Linked DNA regions of Mus musculus: region 2 is linked to region 1. Evidence: chromatin loops called from intact Hi-C (ENCODE). Cell type or tissue: heart. All regions are shown on one strand.

Region 1 (8,000 bases):
TATTCCTGATTCTGTTTCTTTAAAAAAAAACAAAACAAAAACAAAAAACTAAAACAGTGGCAGTATTTGCCTTTAATCCCAGCACTTGGGAGGCAGAGGCAAGTTAGAGGTTAGCCTGGTCTATAAAGTGAGTCCCAGGACAACCATGGCTACTTAGTGAGCCCCTACCTCAAACAAACAAACAAAAATTTTAAAAATTTACTGTCTTTGTATGTGTGAGTGTGGGCATGCAGATTCCACAACATTTGTGTGGAGGTCAAAGGATAACTTTCAGGAGTTGATTCTCTACATCCAATGCAGGATTTGGGGACTGAAAGATAATCAGGTTTGCACAGCAAGCGCTTTTACAGAGCTATTCCTCTGGCACCCTAGTCAGTTCTTTACATGAAAGCTACCTTTCCTTTAAAGGAGTACAGTTACAACGTCAAAAAGAACAAGAGCATGACAACAGGTATCTATCTCCACTTGCAAAATCAAAGATCTGAAGGTAGATAGGGCCCTAACCTTTGACAAGAATCTAGAGTGAACAAAACTTATCCTAAGGGTTGGAAAGATGGCCCAGCAGTTTGAAAACTTAAGAGCCCTTACTGTTTCTGCAGGTGACAGGGGACTACAGTTCAGTTTCCAGCACTCATGGCTCACAACTAGCTCCAACGAATCCAGGGAATCTTGATAGCTCTGGCCTCCAAGGGCACCTCACTCATGTGCACATACCCATGCAGACAAACATACACATGTATCATTAAAAATAATATAATTTACACCCAACCATTGGACTGAAGTCGGGAACCCTTATGGTTGAATTAGGCAAAAAATTAAAGAAGCTGAAGGGGAGAGCAACCCCATAGGAAGACCTGCAGTCTCAACTAACCCAGACCCCAGGGAGCACCCGAACACCGAGCCACCAACCAGGAGCATACACCGGCTGGTCCGAGGTCCCTGGCACATATATAACAGAGAACTGCCTGGTCTGGTCTCAGGAGGAGAGAATGAGCTTAATCCTGGAAAGAGACTTAAGGTTCCAGGGAAGGGGGGGCACTCTCAGAGGCGAGGAGGAGGAATGTGATGAGGAACTGTGGGAGGGGAGACTGAAGGGGGCAACAACTGGAATGTAAATAAATAAAATAATAAAAAAATTTAAAAATAATATGATTAAAAAAAAAAAAAAAGCTTGTGCTAATTCTATGCCAGTCTGGGTTACACATATAGACCCTACCCATCCCACTCCATTGTCTCACAAAAATATTTGTCCTGAAAAGAGTTGCTGAAGAATACCTTACCTTGAAAGAGGGGAGGGGGACTTGCAGTCTGTTTTACAGGGGGTAAACTGCTGTACATACACACTGAACAAATGCTAATTATGCTGCTCAAAGACATATGTTACAAATCCAACGTCAAGGGCAATGTCAAGGACCTAAAGAAAAGATGTGTTTGAAGCAAGTCTTAATAATCTGGCTATGCTCACACAAATCCACCACTACCAGCCCTGCCATTGATACTACTGCAGGTATCAATGACAGTAACCATACCAACAGGTCCTGAGTTATTAAAATCTAGGGAAAGGAGGGAGGGGGGTTACAATAATCTCCAAAGGACAGAATGCCTGAAGCTACTTTCATTTTATCAGATACCTCTCAAGTCTCCTGACCTCAGGGAAAGATGAAGAAGAAACCCAACAGGTGGGCTCAGAAACCCACCTTATGAAATAAACTCTTATCTGTCTGTAAGCAACACTGGCCCCTGCAGATACCGAGCAACCTTTGGCTTTGTTTCCCTGGTCATCGTTCTTATGCCTCAAGTCAATTTCCGGCTCCCGGTCAACTAAGCAAAGCTGGGAGAATAACCGGTGAGGGGATGAACTGTTGCATGAACGGACAGATGAAGAGAGACTCCTCCCTCGAGCAAGGTACTTCTCAAGAAAAAGGCCACGGATGAGGGAGTCCCCAAAGTGAACCAGGGAAAAGCCATGGGGAAATCTGTGAACACACGCCCCCGCTGGCCAGGCGATCAACCGGCCACAAGGCCCCACAGGTGTCAGGCACCAAAAGTAAATGGGGCTCACCCATCCCAAGTCCACACTCAGACCCCGAGGAGGTCTCAAAGGTTAATGAGAAGCGACCTGAATTTGCTCTGCGTCTTGTTACAGGCCAGAATCCCAGAGTATGCCCTTTAGGCAATAGCTAGGGGGGGACGCATTAGGTTTCGTTTTCTTGGGCGAAGATTGATGTCGGTGGCCAGGGACGACAGACACTGTTGGGAAAGAGGGGGATCGGGACTTGTAGGGTGCACGGTCGATGTGAGTCAGGCACCCAATCAGTGCTTAGTCACTGATAGCCCGGCGGCCGGAGTTCCTCGCCCCCCGCCAGCCGGGCCGTACGTGACGAAGCCTCGCCTGGCGGTGGCGGCCTCCCGGCCACTCCCGGTACTCACTCGGCCGAGCTGGTCCCGTTAACCGCCGAGCCATCGGGGGCCGGGTTCAGCTGGATGGGCGTCGGCTTCTTCTTGGGCATCTTGCAGCCGGGAAAGAGCCTGCAACTCAGCAGGGAGCGCGCGGCCGCTTCTCGCTTCCTCCCTCGGCTCTGCCCAGAGTCGGGGCGGCTCGATCAACGCCGCGCTCCTGGGACCCTCCGCCCAACCCACGCGGAGAACCAGCTGCGCGCGCTCGCCGGCCGGGAACTCTCGCCTCAGCACACCGGTTCCTCGGGCTCGGACGGCTCCCTGCGCACTACCCACAGCTCAGCTACAGCCCCAGCTTGGAGAAAGTGCGGCCACCGCTGCTCCGGCGCTCCGAGACGCCGCGCACAGACGTCCCAGTGAGGGACTGGAGGGTGAGGGAGGGGCGGGGAAACGAGCAGGCCCCGCCCCCACGGGGGCTGCAGCGCTTCCCTCACGCCCGCCTGACTCCGCCCCCGTCGCTTCGCCGACAGCCAATGGGGACTAGCCTCAGAGGCAGATGACGCGGAAATACGTCACGGGAGGCGCGGCGCATTGGCTTGGGGCGGAGTTAAAGGGAGGCTTTCCGGGCGCCCTCTGCTGACCAGCGGTATCCAGGTGGCTGCTGTACGAGGTTCTTGCACGCAGGTCATCTTGCCTTTGAGTGGGGCTGCTTGGCCTATTTATCTCAACTCTTCTCCTCCCTTGGGCTGGGTCATTTTGACCCAGACAAAAGTACAAAATAAATAAGAAAAGGACCCCTTTTCGTGTCCTGAGGCCAAGCGGAATTGAGTAAGAGCAAACTAAATTGAACAAAAGCCAGGAGTGCACATTTTTAATTCCAGTACAAGAGGCAGAGGCAGGCTGATGTGTACGCATTCGAAGCCAGCTTGGTCTACACAGCCAGGGATACATTGTGAGACCCAGTCTCAAAATAAAAGAAAACTTGTCAAGAGACTCCTTAAACTAAACTGACATGATTTTTCTATTTTAATTCTACTAAAATGGAGGTACACAGCTGAGAACTCCGTGCTGCAGAGGTGGTAAATTAGTGAAGCCTATTTTGAGAGCAGATTGAAGTCTAATTAATGGGGTCAGCCGACCTAAATGTATCCAATCTCATATCCTCTTTTTCGTTTTCTAAGCCTTTTGGCAAAGTCAAGTTTGGAGTAGCCTGGACAGCTAGCGCAGAAGTTGAGGGTGTTTCTTGCTTTAACAGGACTCTAGTTGGGTTCCCTGCATTCGTGTTTGGGCAGCTCACAACCACCTGTAACTTCCAGCTGTAGTGGATACCATGCCTCTGGCCTCTGAGGGTACATGTACTCTTGTGTACATACCCAAACACACACAAACATCATTAAAAATAAAGTCAGGCACACACTTTTAATCCCAGCACTCGGTAGGCAGAAACAGGTGGAAATCCCTAGTTGGAGACTAACCTGGTCTACAGAGTGAGTTCCAAGACAGCCAGGACTACACAGAGAAACCCTGTCGTGAAAAACTAAAATGGCTGATGAGATGGCTCAGTGGGTAAGAGCACCCGACTGCTCTTCCAAAGGTCCTGAGTTCAAATCCCAGCAACCACATGGTGGCTCATAACCATCTGTAACGAGATCTGACTCCCTCTTCTGGAGTATCTGAAGACAGCTACAGTGTACTTACATATAATAAATGAATAATCTTAAAAAAAAGAAAAATTAAAATGATGATAATAATAAATCAGATAAATCTTTTTTTTTTAATCACCAGGACATAAATAGGTATTGAGGGGCATGCACTGACCAAACGGAGGCAGGAGGATCAGAAGGCTACCTAGCAAGTTCCTCCTCTACCTAGCAAGTTTCAGACCTAACCTGGGCCACATGAGACACTGTCTATCTTGCCCACCCCTTAAAGACTCTAGGTTTAGTCTACCAACTTCCCATTTAGTCTATCAGCATCAAGATAAACAAATATTGTTTTATCCTGTCTTTCTGTGATGGTTGTTGGAGCATAAGATGTGAATTTATCAAATAGCTCAATAGTTCATATTCAGAAAAAAAATGCAGTTTCAGGGGCTGGAGACATGGCTCAGTGATTAAGAGGACATGTTGCTCTTGCTGAGAGCCCAGGCTCATATCCAGCACCTGCATGATGGTTCCCAATTATCCACCACTCCAGTTCCAGGAGAGCCTGCATTCTCTGCTGACCCCCAAGGGCACCAGGCACACACATGGTGCACATATGTACATGCAGGCAAAACACAAATACATATAAAACAAAAATAAATTTCTGAAAATACACATTCCAGCTTCCTCTTTTGAAACCACTCAGACTTAAAGACACTAGGTATAAGGAACAGATAAGCATCTGCCCCGGGTGTTCCAGAGCCAGGTGTTACAGGAAACTCGAAGGTAAGGAGGCTGTTGAAAGCTGAGGCAAGAGACTTAACTTCCAGGCAGGGAGGAAGCCCGAAGGGGTATTTCTCATTGCCAAATACCTCCACCTCCAGATAGCAAGACATCCAGGTGGGGAAGGCCTAGCATTTTAGATGAAAGGTTGTTTATCTACAACATGGTTGGTCACATAACTAGGATGTTAAATATAACTGCATTACTCTCCTCTTAGCTGTAACAAAACGCCAACAAGAGGCACTTAAAGAAGGAAAGGATTATATTGGCTCATATCCATCATGGTAGGGAACCATGGTGGCCGGCACATAAGGCCACTGGTCCCAGCATCCAAAGTCAGGAAGCAAGAGAGATGGAAATAGTTTCCAGCCCTTGTTCTTCTTTTCAATTAGTTATGGATCCCAGCCCATGAAACAGTGTCACCTGTATTTAGTGTGGGTTTTCCCAATTGAATTAACCCTAGCTAGAGACTCCCTCATAGTCACACCCAGAGGCTTGTCCCCTAGACAACCCAAGGTCTTGTTAAATCAATCATATGAACCATGCCAACCACGTATACTGGTGACTCACTGTGAGAGAATGAAGACACAAATGTAATATGTAAGAAAATGTCTGTTCTAATGGAATGTGTCTATCAGTAAATTTAGCTTTTCTTTCTTTTTTAAATAAACCTTGTATCTGAAAGTTAAGACATATTATGAGGTAGATATAAATAGCAAAATGGTTACCATAGTTGAGAAAATTAATGCATTTATCTTTTCACAGAGTATGACAATAGCAGCTAAAATCTACTTACTCAGCAAAAACTCCACATCCAATTTTATCAATTTAGTCCCCATAGTAGATACTAGAGATCTACACTTAGCTGGATATGGTAGCCGACATCTGTAACCCCAACATTAAAGAGGGTGGAACCCGGGCTAAAGAAATGGCTCAGTGATTAAGAGCACTGACTCTTCTTCCTGAGGTTCGATTCCCAGCAACCACATGGTGGTTCACAACCATCTGCAATGGGATCCAATGCCCTCTTCTGGTGTGTCTGAAGACTGCTACACTGTACTCATATACATAAAATAAATAAAATCTTTAAAAAAAAAAAAGAGGGAGGTACCCACAAACTCAAAGGCAACAAAGAATATGTTCAGATTCTATATCAAAGAAACAAAGTCCAGACTTGGTCATCTCTCCTATGTGTTTCTTTGTATCCTTTGACCAACACCTCTCTGTTTCCTCCCTCTACCTGTTCTCAACATCCACGCCTTAATATAAATAGTTGCATATGTACATAGAAGTCATTATGTTCTTCATATGGGGCATATGCCGTTTTTTAGTGATGAAGAGTGTACTGCTCAGTTTAGTAACCTATGTCCTTAATCTCAGCATCAGAGAGGAAGCAGCAAACAGATCTCTGTGAGTTTGGCGCCAGCCACATTTAGTCTACTTATTGAGTTCCAGAGCAGTCAGATCAACACAGGGACATCTTGCCTCCAGCATTTTTTTTTTTTTTAATCCGCCTGCCTCTGCCTCCGGAGTGCTGGGATTAAAGGCGTGTGCCACCACGCCTGGCTGCATTTTTTTTTTTTTTGACTTGAAATCAACTTTGTGAATATGTGTGTCTGCATGCCAGTGTGAAGACCAGAGTCACCTCACTGTGCTCCTCAGGTACTGCCGCCATGTGCTTTGAGGCTGGCTAGAGAGAACCAGGGACCCACCTGCCTCACCCTCCCGAGCACTACCATAACCGACTTTTTGTTTATATTATTTTTCTTTGTGCTTGTGGATGCATGTGCACATGCTGTATGTGTGCTATGTAGGGAGGGGATGAGATACACAGGTGTGCATGTGTGGAAGACAGAGGAAACCCTCGATGTCATTCCTCGGATGTCTACCATGGTTTTTTGTTATATTTTTTTATTTTTACTTTTTTACTTTTTTTTTTTTTCTGGTTTGATTTGGTCTGGTTTGGTTTGCTGAGACATGTCTCTCACTGAAACCTGGACCTTGGCAATTAGGCTAGGCTGGCTTGTGGGGAGACTCCAGATATATTCCTGTTTCCATTTTCCCAGTGTTGAGATTACAATGCATTCCATCATGCTTGCTGGGTTTTTTTTTTTTTAAGTTTTTTCATAGAATATATTCTGATCACAGTTTCCCCTCTCATCTCCTCCTAGATCCCCATCCCCTTCCCTTCTAATTCCATGATTTCTTTCTCTCTCTTTAGAAAATAAACAGGAGGGCTGGAGAGATGGCTCAGCAGTTAAGGACACTGACTACTCTTCTGAAGGTCCTGAGTTCAAATTCCAGCAACCACATGGTGGCTCACAACCATCCATAATGAGATCTGATGACCTCTTATGGTGTGTCTGAAGACAGCTACAGTGTACTCATAAAATAAATCTTTAAAAAAAAAAAAGAAAGAAAGAAAGAAAAGAAAAAGAAAATAAACATGAAAAAAAAGAAAGAAAGAAAACCAAATAATGAAGAAAAAAGCAAGAGAAACACATACACGTGCAGACATACACACACATAAAAACACACATTCAGATCATCATATACAAGTAAGAGAACAATAAGGTTAAAAAAACTAAACAACAACAAAACAAAGCAAAAAAACAAAAAAAGAACCAAAAATACAGTTGACTTTGTTCTACATTAGCCATCTACAGCTGGACCTGGGGCCTTCCCCTTAGGTGTGGCTTGTATGCCAGTGAGACCCCTTTGCAGGCAGATGTCATTTGGAGCTAGCTTCTTGGTTAAGAGAGAGAGCTCAGGCCCACCTCTCCCTCTCAGCACTGGGAGCCCATCCTGCTTGCACCTGTGAGGAGGCCCGGCCGCGCTGCCTCTGAGTTTGTGTGTGTGTGTCAGTCCTGTTGTGTACAGAAGACACTGTTTCCCTGGAGTCCTCTGTCCCTCTAGCTTTTACACTCTTCCCACGTCCTCTCCTGAAGTACCGTGAGCCTTGAGGGGAGGGATGTGATGAAGACATCCCTCCTGAGTGTTCCAAGGGCTCTCGCTCTCCGCACTGTCTAGTTGTGGGTCTCTGTATTAGTTCCCATCTACCGCAGGAGGAGCCTCTCTGCGAGGCTGAGTGGGACGGTCACCTATAGGTACAGCTGAATGTTGTTAGGATTCATTATTGCTAAGTTCCTTCAGCAGATCAATAGTACTTCTACTATT
Region 2 (8,000 bases), 110 kb before region 1:
CAAGCAAAAAAAATATACTTCTTGGTTTTTGTTGTTTTTTTCAAGACAGGATTTGTCTGTATAGCCATAGCTGTCCTGGAACTCACGCTGTAGACCAGGCTGGCCTTGAACTCAGAAATCTGTCTGCCTCTGCCTCCCAAGTGCTGGGATTAAAGGTGTGTGCCACCACCACCCAGCTACTTCTTGTTTTAATATTGTTCTTTAATGTGGGGTCAAAGCAGGTGGTGCAGAAACCCCCTCACCTGAGCTACCTTTTGTACTTTGTATGTCCATGCACCAGTGTCCCCACATGCATAAATAAGTAGGCCATAGTCTACAGATTATAAACCATAACTCACCAAATGTAAGTAACTGCAACATGGTTGTAATGAGCATTTGCTGACCAGCCTGTGAGCTGCATGAGAACATATCCATGCCTGTTTACCTGTTACCAGAGGGCTCAGCAGACAAATCAGTCCCATGAAGGTCTTCCATTGGATTGGTGGATATAACACTTTGCTCTCAAAGATTAAACCAGGCAACAATTATCAAATAATTTAACATTTTAGTGAATTTTTGTGTTTACAAAGAAATAAGTATTAGAATTACCATTAGAAATTGTAATATATGAGGATATAAGTATATTGAGAATAACAAACTGAAAAAGCTGAAAATGTTTCCCAGGGATTCTTTTTGTCTTTCCTTTTGAGACAGGGTTTCTCTGTGTAGCTGTGGTTTTTCTGGAACTTGCTCTGTAGACCAGGCCGCCTCTGCCTCCTCAGTGCTGGGATTAAAGGTGTGTACTGCCATGCCCAGTTAAAAATATTTGGACTAAAGCCGAGAGAATCCATGGAATATAGGTGCTAATCTTTTGAGATTAATGCAACGCCAGCATAAATATTAACCATACTCAAGCTTAATAAAATACCAGGGAAATAACCAAAGTCAGGCATCCCCAGATTTTCTGTTACATTTCCAGCACTGATGTAAGTTTTGTGTGATGGTAAGGATTCCCAAAAGCTGTGTGCATACCAAGTGAACATGATGCCTTTGTCCCATGGCTCCAAAACTCCATTTCAAAATAATGTTTGATTTACTGGTTCACTTTTACAACAAATAAGAAAAATTAGAAACGCAGTGGCCCATCTCCTTTAGCTTTTGTTTCAAAACACAGCTCACTTCTGGTGGATGTATCTGTCCCTTTCAGAGCCCTTGCTTAGGCACATGCACGTGGCTTCAGAGATTGTGGTCCCCACAGTCTGCGCCCTCTCCATCCTCACTGCTGCCCTGATGCTGACACTTCTCCTCAGGAGACGTGGCTGAGACGGGATCTCCTCTCCACCTTCATCTGTCAAAGCATCTCTTCAGGATCACTCTTCTTTTCTGCTGCAGAAGTTCACGTGATGTCTATTTTTCAGGCTCTGAAAATTAACTCACTCTTTTCCCCCTTTTTGTTTTGTGCTGTGATTTAAGAAAATAAAAATAAGCATAAATAAAATGAAAGAAACCTGTAGTCTCAACTCTCCTGAAGTCAGAGTTAATATTTGCTACCTATCATTCACACACCTCATTTTTCAAAATTAGGAACATGTGTATAGATTTATAACTTGATGATTTTTCATTTTCTGGAAAAATTACTTTAATGTACAAATGACTGTCACTGAGCACTGCCATATCTTATGGACACTATCAGTCTAAACCCCTTTCAGGCTTCAGACTATTAGCTAAGCAGGTGAGCAGCAAGTGGGCAGGACATGTGCCTCCTGAGGGAGACTATGAGTGACAGGTACTGCATTGTGGCTAGCAAAGGGACTCTGCAATACCACGCTATGGTGGCAAACCAAACAAAGTTTTTTTTTTTCCTTTTAAATTTTAACTAAAGCCAGGTGTGGTAGCGCATGCTTTTGATACCAGCACTCAGGAGGCAGAGGCAGAGAGGCAGATCTCTATGAGTTCATGGTTAGCTTGATCTACATAGTGAGCTCCAGGACTACATAGATCCTGTCAAAACAAAAAACCGGAAACATTAAATTTTATTTTATTTTGTTTTGTTTTGTTTTTCGAGACAGGGTTTCTCTGTATAGCCCTGGCTGTCCTGGAACTCACTTTGTGGACCAGGCTGGCCTTGAACTCAGAAATCCACCTGCCTCTGCTTCCCAAGTGCTGGGATTAAAGGCGTGAGCCACCACGCCCAGCTTCATTTTATTTTTAAAATTCTGATAAAATTAATCTCCATTTACTAAAGGGCAAATGAGGCTTAAGGGGGAATGGTAAGATCAGGCATTTTACTCATTATTTAATTCTATTTATTTTTATGAAACAAACAAACGAACAAACAAAAAGGCCAGATAGGGTTACACAGTGAGATTTTTGTTTCAGAAACAAAACAAAACCCAAAAGTAAGAGGATTTTCCATCAATCCTTTTAGCTAATATAAACTCAAAGAAAGATGTAAAGGGCTGCAATATATGTGCCGCCACTAGATGGTGCTAAACCTCTTTGTGCGCAGCTGCGAGAGCACAGCCAGCCAAAGTCACCAGTCTCCGGGGCTTTTGCCCAACCCCTGGGGGCTTTAACCTATCCCCAGGGTGCATGAGGATCATGGGTGTTACTACCAGTCCTAGTTTAGACACGTCACCAAAAGTATTTAAGCCACACACTTTCTGAGCCTTCTTTGTCTACCTCACTATGATATAGAAGTAAAAGTTAACCGTGGAAGAATCTGGTGTGTCCTGTGTTCATTTCCCGCGGGACGGGGATAAGCTCGGGATAGAAAGATGATTTTATTTTTTAGGTTTATAGAAACAGGATTTCTCTGTGTAGTTCTGGCCGTCCTAGAACTCCCTCTTTAGATCAGGCCGGTCCAAAACTCAGATCCGTCTGTCTCTGTGTCCTGAGTGTTGAGACTAAAGGTGTGCACAGCCACTGCTCAGGGGTGCTTTGATTTTGATTTTAAAAATCAAGTATTTTTTAAAAAGGTGTTTACATTTAGGGCTCAATGAAATTTGGCTGAGGAAAACTGCTTATTAACAAAACTTTGTTTTTCATGTCAAGTTGAGGGTCTGTTTACAATTTTCTCTTTTATCAATGATTTTGAAATCACACTACAGATGAAAACTTTCTTTGATTCTAGAGTTAAGTAGACCTAGTAAGTGGCCAAGCAAAGGTACAAAGAAAGCCAAGTAAGAACCTGGTGGCCGTTCAGTGGCCTGGGGAGCGGTTAGTCACGACGAGTGGATGTGGTACCGACAATGGAGAACTAGCTAAGACACGGGGACTCATCACAACATACCGGAGAGAAGACCCTTTGCAAGGGCCCGCAGTGCGCATTACTTGAAGTGCACCTGGCTGCAGGTAAGCATGTTAACGAAGGCTGTCCTTTCTTCCAGACTACCATTCAGTGTCAGCTCAGGAAACTCTGCAAGCAGAAAGACAACGAGCCAGTCAGAGCTCTCACCTGACTTTACCACAACACGGCAGTTGCGTAAGAAGTGTGGATGGCACCCGACTTCCACTTGAAAAGACTCTGTTTGGCCAAACCCTGCTGGGGCAGAGTCTATACGGGGTATATTTATTTATACAGCATACCCTCCTGATGTTTTGATTAAACAACATTCAAAGTAGAGTAAAAAACAAAAACAAACAAGAACTACCTTCCCTCAGGAAACAACTACATTAATTTTTGTGCCACCACTTAAGGATCAACAAGTGTCTTTTCTGAATCATTCTGTAACATAATTTTAGAGAAGAAATTCTTAGCATTTACAGCCTCCCCAACCCCTTTATGGTTTTTTAAGACAGGGTTTCTCTGTGTAGCCTTGATTGTCCTGAAACTTGCTATATAGACCAGGTTGGACTCAAACTCACAGAGATCCACCTGCTTCTGCCTCCCAAGTACTGGAATCAAAAGTGTGTGCCACCATCCCCAGGCAGAATTTACAGCCTTACAGCTAAATGTACACTCATTTCTCTACCCTCTAAAAGAATGACTCGGGCTGGTGAGATGGCTCAGTGGGTTAGAGCACCCGACTGCTCTTCCGAAGGTCCAGAGTTCAAATCCCAGCAACCACATGGTGGCTCACAACCATCCGTAATGAGATCTGGCGCCCTCTTCTGGAGTGTCTGAAGACAGCTACAGTGTACTTACATATAATAAATAAGTAAATCTTAAAAAAAAAAAAAAGAATGACTCCTGTGCTTCAAGGAAACAGCCAGTTAGCATTTGGAGGGATTGTGTCCACTTCCTTTGTGATTCCCATGTTTTTATCATTACTACTGTTATTTGCTAAGCACCCACTGGTGGACCACTGTCTAGTGGACACTTGATTTTTCTACCCCATTACTTCCAAATATTATTCTCTATTCCATGGCAGCTGAAAGAAAGTGTGCTCGTTCCCTAAGTCTGTCTCCCTGTTCTTTTTTTTAAAAAAAGATTTATTTATTATTATACACTGTAGCTGTCTTCAGACACACCAGAAGAGGGCATCAGATCCTACAGGTGGTTGCTGAGATTTGAACTCAGGACCTTTGGAAGAACAGTCAGTGCTCTCATCCACCTAACCATCTCACCGGCCCTGTCTCCCTGTTCTTAAAGACAACTGTTTTACTTAGGAGCAAAATACCATTACATATCTTGAAAGGTAGGTCTGACTTAAAAACATCTAATCTCCTAAATGTTTACCTTTTGTTGGTTTCTTTCATTAATTTTGGTGAGGATGAGACTGTCCCATGTAAGCCAGGCTGGCCTTAATTTAAACTATGTAGCCAAGGATGACCTGAACTTCTGAGGTCCTACATCTGCTTCTAAAGTTCTGGGACTACAAGTATGCACTACTATATCCAGCTATAACTGTAGTTTAAAAAGAACAAATAAATAAATAAAGCAAGTAAATAATCTCATTCTGTAGTTTAGGCTAGCCTAGAGTTTTGAAACTAACTATATAATCCAGGCTTGCACACCTGGCTGACTTTGTTGTTACTACTCCTGTATTTCTGTCCCCAACTCCCATCTCAGTGCTGGCAATAGACATCAAGGTGCATGTAGGCAAGTGCTTCATCACTGAGCTAATTAATTTCCTAGCTTCAGTTTTCCTTTTTGAGCGAGTTTTCAGGCTACAGGAGGCTAAGCTCCTGCTCCTTCTGCTCCCACCTCCCATGTGCTTGGGATTGCAAGCATGGTCCAACACACTAGCTCCTTGCACTTTTTACTTTTTATTTATTTTTTTTTAAAGTTTAAAAAAAGGTCTTTTCTTTCTTCCTTTTCTCTCTCTCTCTCTCTTTCTTTCATGTATGTATGTATGTATGTATGTATGTATGTATGTGAGTACACTTCAGACACATCAGAAGACAGATGGTTGTGAGCCACAATGTGGTGGTTGGGATTTGAACTCAGTATCTCTGGAAGAATAGTCAGTGCTCTTTAACCACTGAGCCATCTCTCCAGCCCTGCACTTTTTACTTTTGAGATGACCTCTGAATTTCCTTTTGGGTAAACTGTTCATGCCTTCCCACTGAGTTTTTTAAGTGCATGTGTACACATGCATGTATGCATGTTTTGGTTTTTAAGACAGGGTCTCTATGTGTAGATCTGGCTGTCCTGGAACATGTTTTGTAGTCAAGGCTGGCCTTAAACATAGAGATCCATTTGCCTCAGCCTCAAGTACTTGCAAAGATTTTTTTGTAGTATACTAGGACATGTTCCTCTTCTGAACACATGCCATAAATGTGCTTTTCTAGTTTACTATGTCTGTTGCTTGGCCTAAATATATATATATTAGATAAATATGTATATAATTTTTTCTCTTTTTTATATACCTGGAATTTAAAAAAGGATTATATTTAAAATTGTATGTGCATTGAAGGTGCCCACAAAAACCAGAAGAGGGCATTGAATCTTTTGCAACCGGAGTTAAAAGTAGCTTTGAATTGCCTGATGTGGATGCTAGGAACTGAACCCAAGTACTCTGCAAGGTCACCTCTGAACCATCTCTCCAACATCCACAGCTGATTTTAACCCCCTTTAGATTTTAAGTTTTATATCATACTTAAAACACATGGCATGGGGGCTGGAGAGATGGCTCAGCCGTTAAAAGCACTGGCTGCTTTTCCAGAGGTCCTGAGTTCATTTCCCAGCAACCACATGGTGGCTGACAACCATCTGTAATGGGATCTGATGCTCTCTGGTTATATCTGAAGCAATAGTGTACTTATATACATAAAATAAATCTGAGGGGGCTGGTGCGATGGCTCAGTGGTTAAGAGCGCCGACTGCTCTTCCGAAGGTCCCGAGTTCAAATCCCAGCAACCACATGGTGGCTCATAACCATCCGTAACGAAATCTGATGCCCTCTTCTGGAGTTTCTGAGGACAGCTACAATGTACTTACATATAATAAATAAATAAATCTTAAAAAAAAAAAAAAAAAAAGAAAAGAAATCTGAAAAAAAATAAACCAAACAAACAAACAAAAAACCACATGCTATGATTTTAACTGATGGCTCCCAGGAAAAATTTTTTTAGTTTAATGATTTCTGCATGTTTATCTATCTATGAGAGACAGAATCCCCTGGGAAATAGGAGTGGGCATGTTGTGGGGTCTTGTCTTAATTGTGTTAACTGAAGTGTGAAGACTTGCTCAGTATAGACAGACCATCATCCCTGGGCCGGCCACTCTGGACAGCTTTAAAGTGGGGAAAGTAAGCGGACACGAGCACACAGGCACTGCCTTCTTCTGCTGACTAAGGGATCTCTAGCAACAGCTACTCAAGCTCCTTCTGCTTTGACTTCCTTACCATGGTGAGTGGAGATCTGTGAGAGGAAATAAAACCATTCACCCTTCACGGCTTCTGTCAGAGAATTTTATCATAGTAACAGGAAAAGAAACTAAGACATAAATCAGTACCAAAAGTAGGGTGGAAATTATATGGTGACAGGGACCAAGTGGTGGTAGAGATGTCTTGGTTGGTATTGATTTCAGATCGTTAGACTAGTGAATCATTTGGGAGATGGGCATCTGAGCATGTCTGTGAGAGATGTTCTTATGTTAAGTGACGTGGGCCGACCCACCGTATTGGATGGTGTGAGTGGAGGAAGGGAACTCAGCAACCCATGCACTCTGCTTCCTGACTGTGAGCAAGTACAATTGGCTGCTTGTTTTAAGCTCCTGATGCCTTGAAGACAGAATCAGATCCCATTACAGATGGTTGTGAGCCACCATGTGGTTGCTGGGAATTGAACTCAGGACCTCTGGAAAAGCAGTCAGTGCTCTTAACCACTGAGCCAGCCCCAGCAAAGGTTCTTTTTATCCAGGATAATAAGAAAAAGCACTCACAAGTGATTATTATACTTTGAATTTTTCTAAAACTCACAATGGCACAAAAGTCAGATTTTCTTTTAAAGTCTGTTTTATACCTACAGTTCAGGGAAAGACCTGCAACAATGATTCCTCCCATAAAGATTTAATGACTACATAGCATCTTTACCAGGCCTGTGGAAACTGGAATGGTCTACAGGGGAGCTGTCACTCAGTTGCCACACTGTTTTCACCCTCTTCTGACTATTGCTGAGCTCCACTCTCCATTTCTGCGGCTTCTCACTGAAGAAAAAAATACCAAAAGAAAATTAAAATGAATAAGTAAACTACTAATAACCAAACAGTAGCTCTTCCTTCCTTCCTTCCTTCCTTCCTTCCTTCCTTCCTTCCTTCCTTCCTTCCTTCCTTCCTTCCTTCCTTCCTGTCATCCAGTGAAATCCACGTGTGACAAGCACTGAGTACGGATATAAATAGGCCACAATCCCTGAGCTGGAGAAGTACAGTCAAGAAAGGGGGAGAGAAAAACATACACACATGTCAAAGAAAAACAATTTTTTTTAAAAGCAGTAATAGTCTAGGGCTGGAGAGATGGCTCAGGAGTTAAGAATACTGGATGCTCTTTCCAGAAGAGAAGGGTTTAATTCCCAGCACCCACATTCAGCTCACATATCTCTAATCCAATTCCAGGGCTTTTGACACCCTCACACAG

Evidence for each region. Hi-C counts contacts between places; a loop is a spot of excess contacts. Peaks named below come from ENCODE experiments on the same cell type or tissue, not always from the same donor. Only the 100,000 strongest peaks of a DNase experiment are listed, where the experiment ranks them.
Region 2: a loop joins it to region 1, with 2.9 times the contacts of the local background. A loop is called at or near these places in 4 of 42 quality-filtered maps.

Annotation. Positions count from the first base shown.
Region 1 is chr9:64,250,783-64,258,782 of GRCm38, forward strand. It overlaps Map2k1 (mitogen-activated protein kinase kinase 1), which reads right to left and starts at 2,823. Exons shown (of 11, transcript NM_008927.4): 1 at 2,431-2,823. The coding sequence starts at 2,510. In heart, CTCF peaks have their summits at 2,047, 3,034 (motif pointing left) and 3,235; a DNase peak (open chromatin) is centred at 2,929; H3K4me3 peaks cover 2,433 bases; H3K27ac peaks cover 2,019 bases; H3K27me3 peaks cover 286 bases.
Region 2 is chr9:64,136,620-64,144,619 of GRCm38, forward strand. It overlaps Lctl (lactase-like), which reads left to right. Exons shown (of 14, transcript NM_145835.2): 14 at 1,187-1,499. The coding sequence ends at 1,302. Zwilch (zwilch kinetochore protein) reads right to left here. Exons shown (of 19, transcript NM_026507.4): 17 at 7,461-7,573; 18 at 3,272-3,397; 19 at 525-1,440. The coding sequence ends at 3,309. Among named protein-coding and RNA genes, the nearest start is that of Lctl, 23 kb to the left of the region's middle. In heart, a CTCF peak has its summit at 4,119 (motif pointing left); no DNase peak of the experiment used is centred here.